Regions from separate parts of the Mus musculus genome. Here regions 1, 2 and 3 are each linked to region 4. The links are chromatin loops, found by intact Hi-C in ENCODE. Cell type or tissue: heart. All regions are shown on one strand. Region 1 holds the start of Ing3 (inhibitor of growth family, member 3). Region 2 overlaps Tspan12 (tetraspanin 12). Region 3 overlaps Ing3 (inhibitor of growth family, member 3). Region 4 holds the start of Tspan12 (tetraspanin 12).

Evidence for each region. A loop is a pair of places that touch in the nucleus more often than their neighbours do. Peaks named below come from ENCODE experiments on the same cell type or tissue, not always from the same donor. Only the 100,000 strongest peaks of a DNase experiment are listed, where the experiment ranks them.
Region 1: a loop joins it to region 4, with 3 times the contacts of the local background. A loop is called at or near these places in 11 of 42 quality-filtered maps.
Region 2: it touches region 4 in a loop (6-fold over the local background); 8 of 42 quality-filtered maps call a loop at or near these places.
Region 3: a loop joins it to region 4, with 1.9 times the contacts of the local background. A loop is called at or near these places in 2 of 42 quality-filtered maps.

What each region holds. Positions count from the first base shown.
Region 1 is chr6:21,948,097-21,953,096 of GRCm38, forward strand. Ing3 (inhibitor of growth family, member 3) reads left to right here and starts at 1,519. Exons shown (of 12, transcript NM_023626.4): 1 at 1,519-1,697; 2 at 1,942-2,013; 3 at 4,033-4,133. The coding sequence starts at 1,670. In heart, a CTCF peak has its summit at 2,062; DNase peaks (open chromatin) are centred at 1,385 and 1,885; H3K4me3 peaks cover 2,285 bases; H3K27ac peaks cover 1,888 bases.
Region 2 is chr6:21,794,748-21,799,747 of GRCm38, forward strand. Tspan12 (tetraspanin 12) reads right to left here. Exons shown (of 9, transcript NM_173007.4): 8 at 831-974. Among named protein-coding and RNA genes, the nearest start is that of Gm30270, 55 kb to the right of the region's middle. In heart, CTCF peaks have their summits at 399 (motif pointing right) and 2,619; DNase peaks (open chromatin) are centred at 2,564 and 4,074.
Region 3 is chr6:21,965,510-21,970,509 of GRCm38, forward strand. Ing3 (inhibitor of growth family, member 3) reads left to right here. Exons shown (of 12, transcript NM_023626.4): 5 at 225-321; 6 at 2,118-2,189; 7 at 3,376-3,495; 8 at 3,769-3,926; 9 at 4,405-4,598. Among named protein-coding and RNA genes, the nearest start is that of Cped1, 18 kb to the right of the region's middle. In heart, no CTCF peak of the experiment used is centred here; no DNase peak of the experiment used is centred here.
Region 4 is chr6:21,849,506-21,854,505 of GRCm38, forward strand. Tspan12 (tetraspanin 12) reads right to left here and starts at 3,028. Exons shown (of 9, transcript NM_173007.4): 1 at 2,901-3,028; 2 at 2,507-2,662; 3 at 1,505-1,640. The coding sequence starts at 1,570. Gm30270 (a long non-coding RNA gene) reads left to right here and starts at 2,913. Exons shown (of 2, transcript XR_377371.2): 1 at 2,913-3,221; 2 at 3,764-4,278. In heart, a CTCF peak has its summit at 2,128; DNase peaks (open chromatin) are centred at 1,616, 2,156 and 2,816; H3K4me3 peaks cover 2,829 bases; H3K27ac peaks cover 2,617 bases.

The DNA of each region.
Region 1 (5,000 bases), 99 kb after region 4:
AATTCAATCTATCGGTGCAATAGAATAAACCTCAACTACATAACTTAATTTGACCCTAAGTTTGATGGTGTCTTGCAGCAAAGTTGCAGAGTCAAATGCTAATATTCTCTAGCAAAACTCGATTTTAACTCCAGCAGTGAAATTTCTCTATATTTATAACCCTGGAAAAGTGAATTCAGAGTTAAAAACCCCAACACAGATGAAATTAGGCACTGTAAACAAACGTGGCTGCTTTTGAACAAAGAGCACAAACAGATAAATAGTTTTAGTACAAAATTTAAATTAAACAGGTGTAGACTAAATATATTTAACATTCAAGTAATAAGAAAATGGCTTTAAAAGAAGACAAAAGAGAATACAAGTATGTCATTGTAAATAAAATTGTAACATAAAAATATTGAGTAGTGAATAAAATGTGTCATACTGATTTATTTTCTTTTGTATGAGAAAGGGTCTTCCATAATCTGGGTTGGCTTCTAATTGCCTATGTTGCCAAAGCTCACACTCCTAATCCTCCTGTCTCAATTCTCCCACTTAGGGGATTACAGGTGTGTGGTGTTATAATCCACCAGATAGTCTAAGAAGGGATCATTTTCCCCAAAACACAGAAGCATTTAGTGTACGAATTTTTATGAAAGGCATTTTTAAGATAGAAACGGGGCGGTGATACACTTGTTATACCACCAGTGAACATTTGCTAGGGTTATTAAAAAAGCCTGCCCAGAACTATAAACATTAACCCAGCTACTTACCCAACATAAATTTAAATCATTGTTAGTATATGCCAGCAATGCATTAAATCACTATAATTTATGGTTGGTTGTTATTTATTCATCTATTTATTTACTTTATTGCGGATGCATTTGAACAGTTGTTTTACAATGAACACAAGATACACCGCAAAACATAACTGGCTACTGAATACTATTTTGGGTGTCTTTTAATTTGGGAAATGCACATTCGCTCCAGTCTCACTATAAATTATCTTAACGTTGCAGGGACACCAATCACTTGTCCCATTTATTTATCAGGAGTGAATAATGAAGATAAATTCCAGCAGCGAGTTCTGTTCTAAACAACCTGAATTTTCCGAACTTAGCCGATTATTCTAGCGTTTGGAATCTTTGCTATTTGCCTAGCACAGCCAGAAATCCATGACTCACAAACGGCGGGCTTAGAATCACCGCCCAGAACAGGTGAAAAGTTGTTCCTAGTTGTGTCAGGCAGGCGCATACAACTCCCGTCATCCCCCATGTAAGAAATCAACAAATAAACAGAGGCACCGCATTTCGGATTCTGGCGTGCCCGTTTCGCGCAGGCGTGTGGTTTCTGTAGTTGCCACTCCAAGAGACACCCTCACTAATGGCCACGCTCGGGGAAAAAGAAGACTACATTTCCCAGAATACCGCGGAGATCCGCACCGGCCGGTTGACGTCATCGCTGCAGACAGCCAATAGCAACGGCGGGCGGCAGTGAGGCAAGCGCCGTCAGGCGCCAAAGTGGAGCCTTTTTTTTTTTCCTTTGCTTTTTTTTTTTTTTTTTTCCTTTGCCGGAGTCGAGCGGGTGCTGCTAGCGGAGGCGCCATATTGGAAGGGACAAAACTCCGGCGACAGCGAGTGACACAAATAAACCCCTGGACCCGTTCGTCCCCGCAACAGTCAGGGCCGCGATGTTGTACCTAGAGGACTATTTGGAAAGTGAGTGCGCGGCGCCGGCGACGCGGCGGGCGGGATCGGCGGCGGGCGGGAGCGCGAGTGGCCGGGCGGGCGGGATGGCGGGAGGGAGGGGGAGCGGGGGATGTTTCTTTCTCACGGTAACTGGCAGCCTCGTTGTGAGCCGCCCCCCCTCCCGTACGCACGCACGCACGCACGCACACACGCGTGACGCCAGCGCGTCCCTTCGCCGTTGGCCCCGCCCTCTGACGGACTGTGCCTTTGACAGTGATTGAGCAGCTTCCGATGGACCTACGGGACCGCTTCACGGAGATGCGCGAGATGGATCTGCAGGTGCAGAGTAAGTGGCGCGTCTCCACGGCCCCGCGCAGCCCCGGCCTCCCTCGGGCATCGCCTGGCGGGTCCTCCGCGCTACTTTTTTCAGGCTGTGACAAGGAGGCGGCGGGCACACCGTACCGTTAACACGCGGGGCACAGCAAACACAGTTGTTTGTGTACTGCATGGAGATGACGACACTGCACCGCAGTGGAAACTCGCGTGATTTTCAGAAGGTTTGCACCCGAGCCTGGATGTGGAAACTTGGAGTTCTGCATTCAGACTTAAAAGTTCATTACATTCCGAATTTCTCCAGAGCAAAGACATAGAAGGGCAGGCTAGGGACCCTAGTGAACTCGGAAGGCCGAACTTTGACAAGTTGCATATTAATGGAAGACACTTAGAGCTGTGAACAGCGTGGACACTTTCTCAGCCAGAAATGAGTGAGAGAGATCAGATTTTAAGGAAATCACCCGCTTGCTCTTTAGAAAACTGTAGACGTTTGATAGGCTTCCCTACTGGTTTCTTGTTTTGTAAACACAACCACGTCATTCAGGCTGGTCTCACACTCAATATGTATAATAATCCTAGGCTTGCTCTAATCTCCTCATCTTCCTGCTTCTGTCTGCCTAGTGCTTGGCTTTTCAGGCATTGCTAGCATTGATTTTTTTTTCTGTCAGTGCTTGGCAGCTTTATATGTGACTTATTTCCAAAATGAACCTTGTTCTTTTGAAAAAGCCAGACTGGAAGAGGCTCAAAGGTAACTTGAGTTTGCTAAGGGCTTGTTCTCTTCATTCATGAGCCTCTGCCGCCCCTGCCCCTCATTTCTGTACCTTTTGTCCCTGACTGTACTTTTCTCATCTCAGTCTCTGGGTCATCTCTTGGGGTGCATTGCCCAATAGCCTCTCATAAATCTGTGACTGGAATAGGTGTGCTTTTTCTCTTTGACTTTAAGGTAGTTGCAGTAGTAAACACCTGCCGAAGCACATTCCAGAGGGATTGAGTAGAGTTTGGTGGCAGACAGATTTGGGTTCACTCTTGGACAGGACGACTAGGACAACTCCAGCCTTGCTGCCTGGGGGGCTTGTTTGCTTTTTTTTTTTTTTTTTAAAAACTGACAGTCTTCTGAGGATTTAAACTAATACAGATAATTAGGATGTATAATGCCCATTACAAATAGGTTTAGAATAAAGGATAATTTAAAACATTGTCAATCATTCAATTTTTTTAAAATTCTGGGATAGTTTGGATTTAATCTATTCATATGACAGTGCTTTCAAGTTTACTTACTTTGTAATCCTGGAGTTTTCGGAAACAAAGTGAGTAGGCATTAAAAGTATCAGCATGTCTAAGGTCAGCAAGTAGCTGAAAGTAAATTGTGTTTTAAAAATGAAGATTAACTAGAGCATCTCAGCATCTTTTGTAAAAAGCCATCCTGCTCTGAAGTTGCTTAAATGATAAATATAGTGGGCAATTTTTTCTCCATTTCCATCACAACAAAACCCCTTTTATTTATTTTTTTAGCAGCCATCCACTGAGGTCATTATTTTTGACCTGGGCTTTGGCGAAGCCTTACATAGAGTAAATAGCATGTGTGTTGAGTGAATAAATGGTGAGCAACGGTCACATATATTATCCCTTCCTGTGAGAGGACGTGATGAGGTGCTTGGTGCTATGGAGCAAGTGTTGACTCTGTCATCACTATTTTTATTAAAAGAAGTATGAGACCGTCCCAGGAGTACTGTTAGTAAGCAGCTCTGATTGCCGTAACCAGCTGACTTAATGCCATTAACTTTGATTTCAGTGCGGGTTGTGGCGTAGATCCTTGTCTGTACAATTCACTCTACCTTGATTACTGGAAAATGTTTTGAAATAGCAAAGTCAGTACAGAATATTTCAGCTTTTTAAAAACTAATGTAATGAAGGCACCACTGCTTATAGTACAAAATGTGTATAAGCTAAAACAGAGTTGTCAGATGTCTTTTTTTTTTCCTCAAATCAAAGCAGTTTGGTCGGCTAAGTATGAAATGTTTTATTGTGTCAGATGCAATGGATCAACTAGAACAAAGAGTCAGTGAGTTCTTTATGAATGCAAAGAAGAATAAACCCGAGTGGCGAGAAGAACAGATGGCATCCATCAAAAAAGTAAGTGTGATGCCTTGGATAATTGGCAGTCACATTGGGACCCTCTAGGAGAGATAGTAACATTACGTAGATACCTGGATATGGAGTGAGGGCACTTATGAGGGACTTGGGGGCACTTGGTATATTCTAGACCAGCAGTTCAACTCAAGGGGCAGATGACCTTTTCACAGGGTCACCAAAAGCCATCGGAAAACACATTACGATTCAGAAATAATCTCATGGCCGAGGCTCACCACAGCATGAGGACCTTTGTTAAAGGGTCACAATATTGGGAAGGTAGAGAAGCACTGGTTTAGAGCTTCCTGTAATTCTTGCTGAAGTTTATTTTAGCTAGTGCTGCGGGCCTTAAGGCTGTCCTGCAGATTAGATTACAGATTAGATAAGCTCACTAGTGCTGTGTGTGTGTGGGATCTGGTGTCTTTCTTTAGTGGTGTCTAGGAACACAACTTTCAAAGATTTGGCTTTGGTCCTCACTGCCATGTAGCTGTGTGACCTGGGTCAAGTCTTTTAACATGAGGAAGAATAAGTCCTTACGCCTAACCTTCATATAAAGTTTTCAGGGATATACAGAAACATTAATCTTGGAACTGAAAATTTCAATTGTGTTATTTATTCTTCCATCTGTAAGGAAGATTGTCTGTTAGGAGGGGGTAAACCAGCTTTCCTAAGAGAAGTGGTCCTGGCTTGTAAAAATGCCCAGGTATGAAGGAGGTTAGAGCTTGCGTATGTTAACCTAGAGTTCACTAGCCATCCTTTTCAACTAGAAGTTTTTCATGCAGCACAATTTGAACATACCCCCAAAAGTCTAGTTGTCTGTGGAAACACATAGGGTACTTTTTTCTTTTATGAAAAGAAAATTTTTGGTTT
Region 2 (5,000 bases), 55 kb before region 4:
GTGTATACATGTGTGTGCAGGAGCCTATAGAGATCAGAGGAGGTGCCATATCCCTTGGAACTAGAGTTAAAGGTGGAGTTATAGTTTTTAGACACAAAGTGAGCGTTAGGAGCTAAACCCCAGTTCTCTGTAAGAGCAGTAAGTAATGTTTTTAACCATTTCACTGAGCCATCTCTGTAGCCCAGCTTACAGATAAACTTTACATTTTAACTTGAGAATGGTATCCCATTACTCACTGTGAAACACCTAAGGACAAAGGAACATAAAAATTCCTACGAAAGAGCAACTGAGTCCTGGAAGAATGCACAATAAGTGAATTTGGGGGGCACCAAATGATTGATTTTTAAACCCAGTAAAATGTTTCAGCAAACTAAAACTGAGATTACCGGTTACTACCAGCAGGGGGAACCAGAGAGCGGCTCACATAATTTTCTCAGGAGAGTTTTGTCTCTCTTACATCAAGGCCCTAAACCAGTCTGCCCAGGCTTCCCGCACAGAACCCGTTAGCTGCATGATCTGCACGTGCCTATTTTCAAGAGCTCTAGAAGAGCACAATAGGATCCGGCTGTAGGCGTTAAAGTGTAAAATCTAATTAATGAGAGTGATTATTAAAAAAAAAGATAAAATTCAATTAATGAACTAGGTCTTTCTCAATCCTGTTTGTTGAAATATGGTTACTGTGATTTTTCACTTTTTAAAAAATCATGTATCAGAGATAAAAGAAAAATGAGGTCTAATGATATACACAAAAAGTGGAAATTTAATCAGCATAGTGTTGAAGAGTGTTTTGGGACGTTTGTCCGGGATATGATGCCCACGCATGGTCTTACCTCTTGGTAAAGGTCACTGAGATCTTCCTGGTGAGCCTGCTTGGAGCACCCTGGGAACTCCCTGACACAGCAGGAGTCGGGAGGCCAGTCCATTTCTGTCATTTCCAACCAGTCAGTGAAGTACACCACTCCACAGCACTTAAACTAGAACAGAATCACCAGTCACACTTAGAAACGACACAGAACAGCTTCTGTTTAACCTAATAGAATTGAGAGAGCTGATGTCTTAAATGTTTGGACTGAGTTAAACGTCCCTCATCAGCCGGAGATGTCTGTGCATTCTATCTTGGGGATGAAAACATCATACAGGAACAGCAAACTCACCATTCCATAATGGAACAGTTCTGACCTGTGACACCCACCCCTCCTAAAAGCAAGTCGGTGTCACAGTCTCCAACTTCAAGATGTTTTGCAGATGATCACAGCGATGAAAGAATTGTCAACCACACTTACAAATTCAATAGCTAGTCTTTCATTATCATTAACTTCTAGTCAGCAGAGAGTAGCTAACCATTTTGCTTATTATCTATTCACTAGTATAACTAAAAATTCAACTATTGTGATGAAAGTTTCCACAAATTCCATGGAAATAAAAAAACCAAAAACTTGTTGACTGAAACTCACATCTCAAAGGTAGCCAGCCATCTTGGTTTCCTTAATCAAGGCAAAAATTCTGTAAATAGATATTTGTTTGACTTATTATTACCCAGGAGAGTGAGGTTCCTGATAAGCTAGCATATTATATCATTATAATCTCAGAAAAATAATGGCATGCCTAGCTTGAATGTAGCTGAACTTAAGAATGCGAGCTTGTCTGGCGCTAAGCCTTGTTAAGAACACTTTCAGTTGTGCTTCACCAAAGATTGTCAGAAACGCTGATGAAGGCTTACAAACAGGGCTTGAAGGCATGTGCAGCCTGGATTTAGAAAAAGCAACTGTGATCAGGACAGCTTTGCCCTTGGATAACAGAGAAATCCTCTTCTAGACAGTCGGAAGGAAGGAATATGGGCAGTCACGGAGAAGAACCCTGCCAAGAGGGATGGTTATGCAAATTACTTCGCCCAGGAGACCAATCCGTGCTCAAGATTAACACGGAATCATAAAATATCACAATCCAGCGCCATTTCAAAGCTTAACCAAAACCAACTTGGAAGGATTCCGAATTCCTCATGCAACAGCAAGCGAGGAAAATGCTCAGTGTACTTGGGACATTTCCACTCACTTGCCTGAAACGCTTATGATTTAAAGAGCTTATGATTTAAATATAAAGCGGCATCACAAAAGCACCTTGAGTGATAAGCTCTTAATACTAAGAGTTTTGAGAAACTTATAAGACATTTTCCGTAGTGTTTAGAAAGCGTGGGTGTATCACAAACGTCACAACTACGCAACATCGTAGCACCACAAGGTTAGCATAAACGTCAGAGATTCTGACACAAAGTATTGGGAGTCCTGAAAATAAAGCGCATCTTTAAAGACTCCACTTCCTAAATATTTTAAATGATCGCATTTTGAGGTCACTATTTTAAAAGTCTTTTACCCAGAGAAAACTGTCTTTCCCCATTTCTTAGAGGGGCAAGCCTTTCTAAGCGGCAAGCCAGGGCCATTCTCAGAGCACCCTACTTCCAGTCACAATGGAGCAGCCCATTTATCTGGCTCTGTCAGGAAATGAAGACTTCCATAGCAGTGGCTTTTCCAAATAACTTGAACATGCTGTGTTCAGTGCCAACATTGTTAAAGAGCTGCTGACATCCGTTCTTTCCTACGGAGTTGTTTCAGAGCCTATCCACAGAGGGCTGTGGATCTGTACGAAGGCTTTCTGAACCTCCTGAAGGTGAGTGAACTCAGTATTACACCAGCTCAAGTCTGTGCTCTGTCACTACCTGCCAAGAAGACAACAGGTTCATTTCAAGGTAGCTCTGCTCCAAGCTGATGCTATGTTAAGCTCTAGAAAACACAATAGAATCATTATTTTTATTTATTTATTTATTTATTTTTTGGTCTTCGTTCTTCTTGAGTTTCATGCGTTTAGCAAATTGTATCTTATATCTTGGGTATCCTAAGTTTCTGGGCTAATATCCACTTATCAGTGAGTACATATTGTGTGAGTTCCTTTGTGATTGGGTTACCTCACTCAGGATGATGCCCTCCAGGTCCATCCATTTGCCTAGGAATTTCATAAATTCATAGAATCATTATTTTTACATATAAATAAACTGAGCCCCTCAATAGGTGAAGGGACTTTCTGATCAGTCAGAAAATGGCAGCAACTATGATTCCAAAGCTTACACAAGCGCTACCATTAGATATATATGTTTTTATTGAAAAATTATGTTTAAAATAAGGTATTAGGGAGCGTCACTAAGAATTATGCAAGATCCATTCAGTTACAGCCCACGTGCAGGACCACAACAAATGAGTTCCAAAGGTGTGTTTATTGTAGAGGAGAAAAATTGTCCTAGGCTGAGTTGTCTCTCCCATTCTAAATTTTTATGTTAAAATTCTAACCCCTGTACTTATGAGATTGTTCATGTCAAGAGAGCCACTGGAAAGGTAAGTAATCTAAAATAAGGTCAACAGCATGGGCTTAATCAGGTATGAATGATATCCTTATAGGAAGAGGAAATTAAACATGGACACATATAAAGACAAGACAATGGGAGGACATGGGACGAAGGCTTTTACATGCCAAAGGAAGAGGCTTCAAAGAGCATCAATACTGACACTCTTGAACATTCGGCCTCCAGAAGAGTGAACAGACACTTGTCCTGAGTGACCGCACGTGTGATACTTCAGTGTGGCAGTCCTGCCAGACTAATAAAGGGCTTTGAATGCCTTCTGGATATTTGGACGGATTCGCCACTCTTTTTATGCAAACTAGAATTGTGAGGTAAGAGAGAATATTTCAAGTGAAGCCAGGATATAGCATTTGTAGCACTTGTTTATGGTCCATGGAGGTGGAGCCCTGAAAGAAGGAAAAAGGGTTCGCTATTTCTCAACCTGGGTTACCACAGTTTGCATTCTAAGTTCCAGAAAAATAAAGATTCTGGGAGCTCTAGCAGGGGCAGTTCCTGAACACAGCCTTCTATAAATGCCCTGGTGCTTTACACGTCTTTTCACGGGGTTGTTTTCAGTCTAATTGTGCAACAAACAAACAAAGTCAGGAAGCAACGGAATATCAGGAAATCTGTGTGACACTGATAATTTCGCCATCTCAGCAAGAGTGGCACAAAGCCAGGTTTGGAGACTGCCCTAGACTTGAACCTCTGCCGTGGGCATAGGCACAGCAGAATGAGTAGCTAGCTGGCTATCTAGTGAGATACTCCTTCCCAAACACGTCCTGGTCCAGAGCTTGAGAACGGAAGGCAAGCTAAGATGCTTAACTTAGTCTCCGAGGGACGCCATTCCATTCACAAGGAAAAAAACTTAGGAGAACTGGTCTGAGGCAAAATCGATGATTAATCTCAAGTCACTAGATTTCCACTTGAGATTCTTGGATGAAATGTAAAACAGTTTGGAACAAAAGAATGTCATGCAATGTCACTATTAATAAGCATATGATAAATGAGACCAAGTTGATGATTCCATTCACTCTTCTCGACACTCCATGAAGTGAGCATCTGTATTGGTCCTATTTCGTAGGCATGGAAACTGAGGCTTACGAGATAAGGGAACTGATACTAGGTAGCAGAGCTAGCATTTGAATCAAGGACATCCTGACTTTTAAAAAAAATGTTTATACTAGCTAAATTCCCAATGGGGGGAAAAAACTTTTAAAATGTTAAAGTGATGTTTAAAACATAGGACATGGGTATCTCTAAAAATAGAAAATTATCATAAAAGAGAAAGATCTAAGTAAAACTTTAGATATTTATTAAATAAGTCATTAAATAGAAACTTGAGAGTAGCTCACCCGCACTTCTAAACAAGCTCATGTAGGCCAGAAGAAATGAGGAGGAGAGATGTATGTGAGACGAAAAGACACACATGGAGTGACTCAAGGCATGCTGGGAAAAACCTGCACCAATGGTCTACATAGACTTGAGTGACTCAAGGCATGCTGGAGAAAAAAAAACTGTCCCAGTGATGTCTACACAGGCTTGAGTGACTCAAGGCATGCTGGAGAAAAAACAAAACAAAACGAAACAAAACAAAACAAAACAAAACAAC
Region 3 (5,000 bases), 120 kb after region 4:
GAACATTTTCTAACAGATTTGAGACGCTGCTTTCTTAAAAATAAGGTTGGGGAGGTATTAGCCCAGTACCCTAAGATGTACTAAGATATAAGTTGATTGACTAGTCTAAAGATATGAAGCAGACTTACCTTTTAGTAAAGAAATATTGAAGTTTCGTCATTAAACCGTACGTTAGCTGGGCCCCAGATTTTGGTGTTATCTTTTTTTTTTTTTTTTTGAAACAGGTAGATCGCCACTTGAGAAAGCTGGATCAGGAACTGGCCAAGTTTAAAATGGAGCTGGAAGCCGATAATGCTGGAATTACAGAAATACTAGAGAGGCGTAAGTACAATTTATGGTTTTTCTATTCATCTTGGAGAGTAGTTTTCTCACAAAAGCCTGCCAGATCATATATGCCCTTTGGTGGATGGTAGCCTCTGGGTCCCGTAACTTCTAGGCTGGCATTGAAGTCTTTGGGTCATAAACACTGAGAGAAATATGCAGGCTGTCAGTCTACTCCCTCTTTATGAAGACAGCATACAAAGTCTTTCACTTTGTGTTGTTTTCACTTTGAGATGGGACCATGCTCTATAAAGCTTGCCGCCCCAGCCTCCAGACCATTGTGATTCTGAGCACGTGTGCCCACATTGCAGACTCCGTGCGTGTTTAATATTCACATATGCTAAGTTAGAAGAGAGTTAGAGAAAGAAAGAGGCAAAAACGTCCAAGTGTCCACCGTGAGAGCCAAGCCACGCCTGTTCTGTGTGCTTCAGCTGGCAGAATTGTTGAGACTTTGCTCCTCACCTGTGTGGACTGAGGTTTCCATCGCTTCCGTAACACTTCCTCTTGTGCTGGGAAGTCTTTTCAAAACCTCCCCTTATCAGAAGAACTCATCCTAATATTTTTTGTTGTTGTTACAAACTTGATGTGCTTAAACTTAGTCCCAGATATCGCCTGGGCTTAACTCTGGGGATTCCCCAAAACGTGAGCAAGACAGATTTGTGTTTAACCAGTTTCACATCTTCTCTAGCCTAACTAGGTGAGGTAGCAGTTTGTTGGTAGGGTCAGAGGAGGTAGTCACTGAGTGGTAAGGGAACCAAGTTAGTCCTCAGGGTGATTTCTATGACAGTCCAGTTAGGGTCCAACAGTGCTCATTCCTTGGTACATTCACCAGCCAGTTCGTTTCTATTGCCAGGTAGTGGGTTTCATGACTACAGGGTACCTAAGCTGTGTTTACAGGGGCGTGTGAGGTCAACTGGACAAGCCAGGCGTGTGTCTGTTAGTAAGGATTGCAATTTTAAATTTAAAAGTAGATCCTTGCTTCACATAATTATCTTCTTTATTGGTGATACTTTTATTCCGGAGGAAACCTATCTGAGGATAATAGATACTGGGGAACAAAATGAAATGTTGTATGACTACCTTTGAAGGTTTCTTTCTTTTGGAAATGCTGTTGGTGGCTGTGAGTAAGCCTTGCCTGCCTCCTCACTGCTTCAGGGAGTTAATGACACAACCACTAAGGACCCAGACACAGGAAACGGAACGGGGTCACATACAAACTGTTCATCCTGCCCTGACATCACTGTATCTCAACGAATCTTTAATAAGTTGAGAGAATTTCTTCAGAAGTGTTTTAAAGCTTGGGATTGGGGGTTATGCCCTTTACTGTTTGCAAGCAAAGCCCTAAGCTCTTTTTTGGAACTGTCAGTATTGCAGTTAATTTTTGTGATTGAATTTCTTTGTATGCAGTAATATCCCCATCACCTAGACCTTTAGGATAACGTATTAAAAGGCTTTCAATTTTGTTACTAGATTGAATTTTTTAGATCTCACCATTAATAGAGTTGTAATGTCCTTTTTTCTATTTGTGTGACACTCAGCATGAAAGATTCTCTAATTAGATATTAGCATATCTTGAGCTGTTGTGTACTTACGGTGAATACTGAGAAGTGAGTCTTCCTCCTTAGAGAGAGGACTGCTCAGGATGCAATTGAAGATAGTAACTCTCTACATGTCTGTCTAAAGTGATATGCCAGAGGTTGGCAGTCATATGTGAGGGCCATCTTGTTGGGGGTTGGTTTAAGTGGAGATTCTATAGTGACGTTTAATCCTGGATTGTCTCTGTGTCCCCTCTCTAGGATCTTTGGAATTAGATGCTCCTTCGCAGCCAGTGAACAATCACCACGCTCATTCACATACTCCCGTGGAAAGTAAGTCTGGCTCAAGTACAGTTTAGCACCGTACATGTCACCTGTATGTGCTCTTTTATTAGCTCTACATAAGCAAATGAGAAACGTCCTTTCCTTTCCCTTTTTAAAAAATCGGCTTTTTCCAAACCCAGACACTATTGCATATGCCAGCAAGATTTTACTGAAGGGACCCTGGTGTAGCTGACTCGTATGAGGCTATGCCAGTGCCTGGTAAATACAGAAGTGGATGCTCATAGTCATCTATAAGATGGAACACAGGGCCCCCAATGGAGAAGCTAGAGAAAGCACCCAAGGAGCTGGAGGGGCCTGCAACCCTATAGGTGGAACAACATTATGAACTAACAAGTACCCCCAGAGCTCGTGTCTCTAGCTGCATATGTATCAAAAGATGGCCTAGTCAGCCATCATTGGGAAGAGAGGCCCCTTGGTCTTGCAAACTTTATATGCCCCAGTACAGGGGAACGCCAGGGCCAAGAATCGGGGTGGGTGGGTAGGGGAGCAGGGTGGGGGAAGGGTATAGGGAATTTTCGGGATAGTATTTGAAATGTATATAAAGAAAATACCTAATAAAAGAAAAAAGAAAAACAATAGGCTTTTTATCACAGTTTACGTGTAGACTTTTCCATTTAAGCAACATATATTTAATTTGGGAACAGGAAGTCTGTTCTATCAGCGCAGAAACAGATATAAAACAGATCTAGGGAGTGGTACGACTGACCCAACTATACACTTCTTCATGTAGGCCCATTTCTTTCAGCCTTGCCTTCCAGTGCTTAGCTGATATTTATCATGTGATAAAATCTTGTTATTAGTGAGTTAGTGAAAGGGGATTATTGGTTGCTACATTTTTTTGACAAGTCAATTCAATAGGAAAGAGAGGTAAATTGGAAGCTATTCTAAATGGTAGGCAGTATATTATGATGGACTTTCTCTCGTGATAATGTGAAACCGTAGTACATCGTGGATTGTCTTTAGTTTTTTGCTCCTAGTTTCTAAAGTGCTTGAAATGTCTGTTCTCTCCATGAACCACGTGACAAAGACTGTTTGCTTGTCCCCTCCTTGGTGAGCATAATGGTCCATTTCACAAGGAACCGAGATCATAACTGTACTGATTTATAAAGGGGTGGAAGTATTCCTCTCTGTAGTCCCCTGAAGTTTGAAATTTGTGAATTTTCTTTTTATTCAGAAAGGAAATATAATCCAACTTCTCACCATGCAGCAGCAGACCATATCCCTGAGAAGAAATTCAAATCTGAAGCGCTGCTGTCCACCCTTACATCTGACGCTTCCAAGGAGAACACGCTGGGTGAGTTTCGTTTCTCGAAAGTGGTAATTTGCTTGTTTTGTTTATGTTGGAGTAAGGGATAGAGGAGCGCTCAAGATTATAATCCACACATGTGCTACCTCTGAAGTCTACATGATGATAAGAAGGAAAAGGAAAATTGCCTTGTATTTTCCAGTTGATTCAATCCCTAAAGTATATGAAGAATTTAAATTTAATTTTATATATGGGGAAATAATTTATTTCAATCTCAGAAACCTTATGTACTCTGCAACCATTTTTTTTTCTTCTTTACAGGTTGTCGGAACAATAATTCCACAGCTTCCTGCAACAATGCTTACAATGTGAACTCGTCCCAGCCCCTGGCCTCCTATAACATTGGTTCATTATCTTCAGGGGCTGGCGCAGGGGCCATCACCATGGCGGCAGCACAGGCCGTGCAAGCGACAGCACAGGTAATAGTCGTGGGTAGAGGCAAGTGCTACATTGGTTCCCGTCACTGGCAAACCTCAGTAGGAGCCACTAGGTGTTAGCAGAGCTTTCAGACATCATATAGTTTGAGCTTGAAGTTGCCCTTTTAGGCTAGTTGGTGTTTTAGTAATAATGCAGAGAAGTTATTGGGTATAGAGTGACGCATCATGCCATCACGTTGACCCTTTTCCCAGTTAGTGCACAAGTTACCTTCCTGTCATCATGAGGACAATATCTGCTCTTTCTGTACCATTGGGCTTTTATCTGTGTTGGCTGCAGTTAGCTCATTTCTGTGGTTTGCACATAGTGTGAGTTAAGACATTCTATTTCCCATGTTTATTCTCAGCTTAGCATGAAAAAGACTCTGAATTTTTCCATGACTTAAATAACCATAACGTGTAACACTTAAAGAGAAAATACATATTTACATATATTGATGTTGTCAATACATGTCTACTTAAGATGAAAGAAGGGCGAAGAACATCGAGTTTAAAAGCCAGTTACGAAGCATTTAAGAACAATGACTTCCAGCTGGGAAAAGAATTTTCCATACCCAGAGAAACAGCTGGCTACTCCTCCTCATCGGCACTCATGACAACCTTAACCCAGAATGCCAGTTCCTCCGCCACGGACTCGCGGAGTGGCAGGAAGAGCAAGTAAGTTTCCCATGGCAGTGTGTGTCTTTGTTCAGGGTTGTTGTGTGGAGCTGTATCCATACATCTCCAGGGATTAACCACAGCAGGGTACAGTGATCCAGGCTAAACACTGGATAGGCAGTTGGCTCTCTGCACTGCCTCACCTTGAAGGCAGGAAGGAAGTCTTTCAACTGTTAGAGTCATTTGTAATTGTTCTCAGTTAGTATGTAAGTGACTTCTTTTTACTTTCTTTTGTTCTTTCAGATAAATCATTTTGTGTCACTATTCCTATTTGTAGTTTAGGTGTTTAGAAACCCTGTTGTCTGAGCTGAAGGAGGAAAAAAAGGTGCAAATGAGAGACCAAAAGAGTTAGTTATATAATAATGCATTTTATCTTTATTTTAAATGTATTACTTCTCTACA
Region 4 (5,000 bases):
TTAATTGAATGACAAAAGATCTTATTAATGAGGAGGTGCGGACGTGCAAAAAGGCTGTGTGTTAAAGACATCATCTAGGTGCAAGAGTAGTGAGTTCTGTCCCTGGGCGCACCACCACTGAAATAGCTGGCCTTTGCCATGCCATTTAACTTGCTCTCAATTTCCTGATTTACAAAGAAAAGGAAGTTCAACAAGGCCTTCCATAAAGATCCCTTTAGTGTGAAAGTGTAACAAGGCGATCACTGAGAAGATGAACGTAGGCAAGTGAAAACTTAGCAGTAAGAGTAATTTCTATGCATTTTAGAAGAAACAGAGCGCAAAGTCTCAAAACCTGGTAGCTAAGTAGGTAAGTTAATGAGCAACTTTCAAATGTGCCCTTTTAGAATTAAGAGGCACAGTAACATCGATGAGTGATTTTTCTGTTTGCAAATGGTGAGTGTAATTACTCAATGCTTAACTTTTTCATATTAAGTTTTAAAAGTTGTCCTTTTAGACAGTGCTCAAACGATTTATTAAAGACTTAATTTGTCATCTTAGAATGCTGTCAATCCAAAAGGAGCAATTTAACAAAAATATCCCCCTCTAGAGACCAGCTGTAATAGCTGTCAGGAAATAAGGGGGCTAGCCAATGCCAGACAGACGAGAAATAAATATACTGCATACTAAAATTTCCAACAGGAAACGTTGAATATAAATTATTAAAGGAACACAAAAATGGCACAAGAGAACTTACTTAAGTATGACAACCTTCTGAAGTAACATTCATAATTTTAATACTCGTATTTCCGTAAGCATTATAAATAATACTACACTAACACTTGGTGAAAACTTGGATAGAAGACACCAAAAGTCACTAACTCATGCAGTGTAATTTCCGTGGGCTTTTAAATTGTATGTATTTTGTTTCCTCAGATGGATGTGTTGTTTCCTCAGATGGATGTGTTTTTTTTTCCTAATATATACATATAATTCCTCAAACATTCCCAACTTAGAAATAGTTATAAGAAAACCACTTTTTGGACTATATGGAATTCCCTTTAAAAACGTATCCAGACTTTTGGTAAGATATCTAGGTGTGACTCTTTCCAAAGATATATTAAGAGTAGTTGCCCCAACAAGTTTTCATAGGCTGTGGTGGTGACGTATAGAAAAAATGTAAGGCTTGCACAGTTATCTAAAATTCCTGCAAACTAGCGGTTCCCGAGTAGTCTGTCATAGTCTCTTATCTTCCAGTACAAGCACGTGCACTTATTTATATCCTTAGATTAGCTTCATGTTACTTGGCACTTGTATACAGGAGCGGCTTTTTTTTTTTTTCTAATTTCAGATGGAACTTGAGCTAGATCAAAGGTATTCGAAGAAGGTCAATTTTTACTTCTCTGACCAACAGAGGATGTGATCTCACGCCGTTAATTCACGCTGAGCCAATGCCCTTTGGCGCCTTATCTGGTAGTTGAGAAAACCCAATCTAGCCATCCCCACCCGCTGGGATAGTAGGACTTACCCAAAAGAGCAGGTTGAGGGCGTAGAGCAAGCAGCGCAAACACTTCACGGAATCTTCTCTGGCCATTGTGAGTCTTGGGAGGGAGAAACCCCATCCTCTCACCACATTCTACTGGTCCAGGCAGAGCCCCGGCGATCTGCAGGGGCGGGCACAGCAGAGAACTACCTTCACAAGTGAACCCCTCTGCCAGCCCTCAGCTGGGTCCCCAGGATCCCCAAGCCTAGTTTATTTCAGACGTCCTCTCATCGAAACTCATTTGTTAGAGTCTTAAAGGGAATAAAACTCCCAAAAGTCCTCACATGGCATCGGATAACACCTGCTGCCAAGAGAAAAGGTTAACTCTCTGGATGAATGTACAGTAAACTAGTTTTCCCAGGGGACCAGTGGCATGGCCCTTGAGACTTTCTTTGCTGTCTCCTGGGGGACAGCTTTGTGACTCTGGAGATGCCACAGGCTCCAGTGCTATCCCTATTCCCAAGGACGGACACACACACACATCGACCTCTCGGAGCACAGGAATGCCCTTCTCTGGGCAGCTCCTGGGCCCTACCTCCCTGCTCCCACCCCACCACCGGGTCGCACAGCTCGGGTGTGAACTCGGGAGCCACTGGGGGCGCAGCACAGAGCTGGGATCCCGCCCGGTGACTAGGGTTTCTTTGGAAGAACGTGAGAAATGCAGTTTGTCCTCCGGGAATAATGGATGAGCCTGGGGCGGGATGGCGGGGAGGAGAAATTGGGGAGTCAGGGCCGGTGCGGCAGTACCCAAGCCGGACCGGTCATCATTCACTACCACCCCCGCCCCCCCGGACGCGCAACCTCGGGGTCCCGCGTGCCGCCGCGACACTGAGGTCCCCGCCGCCCGCAGAGCACAAAGCCTGCGCGGTCAGGCAAAGTCACCGGCGGCCGCACGCCCCCGGCAGGACGCACCGCGCAGGGCAGAAGCCACTCCGGCAGGCGGCAGGGACCGCGGGCAGGAGAGATGTGGGACTTGTGGCCACTCACCGTTCGAGCTGCGCTCCTGCCGGGGAACAGTCGGGGACACACAGCAGACACTCATCCGGGCAGGGACGCTCCTCCCGGAGAGCCAAAGGGATGCATCGGCGCCAGCAGCAGACGCTTCCTTGTCTTCCTCTCTCCAACCGTCGGCGTCGCTAACTCCTGGGAAAAAGAAAAAAGAAAAAAAAAAAAAAAAAAAAAAAAAAAAAAAAAAGTCCCGGGCAGCAGACGCTGGAAAGTCTCTGCTAAGCCACCTCCCAACGCCGCTGTCCCTCCCAAGTCCTCGCCAAGTCCGGACAAGGCAGCAGCGGCAGCCAGGGCCAGCTGCACAAACTCTCAGCGCATGCTCGGCCGCTGGCTGCCGGGTTGGGTCCTAGTGGGTGTTTCTTGTCCCTCTTACCCAGAGTGACACCCCAGAGAGATTCTTCACCTCTGCGAGATAGAATGCCGGAGAGATTAAAAACCTGCAAAACTAGGAGGAGTCCTTGCAGCACACCCCTTTAAAATGGTACCGTCGTGGGAATGGAGGGTGGGTTATAAGGAAGCAGGCTTTTTATTATATGAAAATATTTGTGTTTGAGAAGGGGGGCCACCGGTGGCCCAACCCAATTCCTGCAATGAGAGACGAGTTTTCAGGACCTTTGTGGAGCCGCCTCCGGTGACTTGTCATTAATGTCCTGCCCTGTGAACCTTATTGATTTGTTGCACTCCCCGATCAAAAGTAGGTAAATAAATATATAAAATAACATTTCTTTCCCACTCTGATCTACTAACATTTGCAAAAACCATCAATGTATCTCTATACAGATTTAGCATCCAGATAGGGAAAAGATCAGGCAATTCTTTCACAAGTTTCCAAAGTTTTTAAACTTTCTCCTGATACTGTGGTGTCTTGGCAATGTTGGTGATTTAATCTGGAAAGGCACATAGGGTAGTGAATCTTTGGAAGCCGCCTTGATTTTTTTTTTTTTTTAACTAGAGATTCAGTAGGGTATCACAGGAACCACATCACAAGAATCACAAAGCATAGCTCCAAACCTATCTTCTATTTCAGAAGTAAGACATTTTCACACTTAAAAATTAAAATTGCTGGCTCATGTTGCTCCCATAAAAGATTAGGTTTTATCCCTCACAGTAGTATATGTTGCTGTGACCATTTGTTTCCTCGTCAAATAGGAAAAACAAAACAAAAAAAAAAAACAAAAAACAAAAACAAAAACAAACAAACAAACAAAAAACTCACCAAAAATTGTGTTACCTTAGATCCAAGCAACATCTTTGAGAAAAACTAATAATCGGAGTCTTCGGGGCAACATGCAGCTGTGGTCTGTATCCATCATCACCTGTCTGCTGTGTGGCCAAAGTGACAAGGAGACGTGCTCTAAATTGGTTGGTACCGAGGTCAAGACCATGAGAGTCAATATGGATGCCCAGGCCTAGGGTATTAACATTCCTCCTAAGCAAATCACTAAGACAAGTTCTAAAAAGCAAACAAGGACAGCCATCCACACAAATTGCCAAGGAAATCGTCAGTCATCCATCAGATGGCCCCCACTCCAGCAACAGAGTGGCTTCAGAAATTGTGGGAGGAGCTAAGAGAGCCGCTTTCATCCCTTGTGTTCACAGGCAAGCGCAAGGTCAGCTGCCTGCGACTGAAACAAACCACCATCCAAACTGTGTGCTGCCACACAGTTCCTGAGAGACCTAAAATTTTCTTCATACAAGGGAGGCTTTGACATTAAAAGGAAGAAATGAATGCCCATAATAAAAATAAAAACTATCTTCCATTGCTAGAAGATTGATTGGTAAATGCTTTCTGCATAATCCATAAATTCCTCGGGTTCACCTACCTGATACACACCTACATGATAAACTAGTAATACAGATGAAAGGTCTTTAAAAGTATGTTTGTCCTCCATCTTCATAGTAAATAAGAAATGAGGGACAGATTAGTAGCCTCACGTGGCCAACTCTTAGTGCAATTGGAGTCAGGCGACCATCTGGAATCCAGAAACACCCTGAAGCTCTGGTGAACCCCAGAACACTGAAGTCAGAGTCTCCAAAAGTGTGGCCTTAGCTAGCATGCAATTTATTTCACCATTTCCAAACATTTCCATTTACTGAGTGCGCAGTAAAGTTTAAAAATCTACTAGGCTTTCCTGGAAGCCTCAAATGAGCAGAAGAGCCTCTTTGGGGTGTAGTGGGATTAAATTCCTCACCTGCCAGTTGAAAAACTGAGAATATCCCCCTCTTTCTAAGCAAGAAGAAAACAACTGTAGTTATTTCACTAATACTCCCAACAAATTGTCTTCAGAAGCTTAATCAACTTCAGTAGGAGAGACCTCATTACATTTAAAATATTGCAACACGGGGCAGCTGTCATGGCCTCTACTTGACTATACCTCTTGACACTTCTCTGCCCCTATTCTGCCTTTATAACTTCAGCGAGGTCTCCTGTTAGGAAGCTCTTGACTACAGTGATGGGAATCACAGCTGCCAT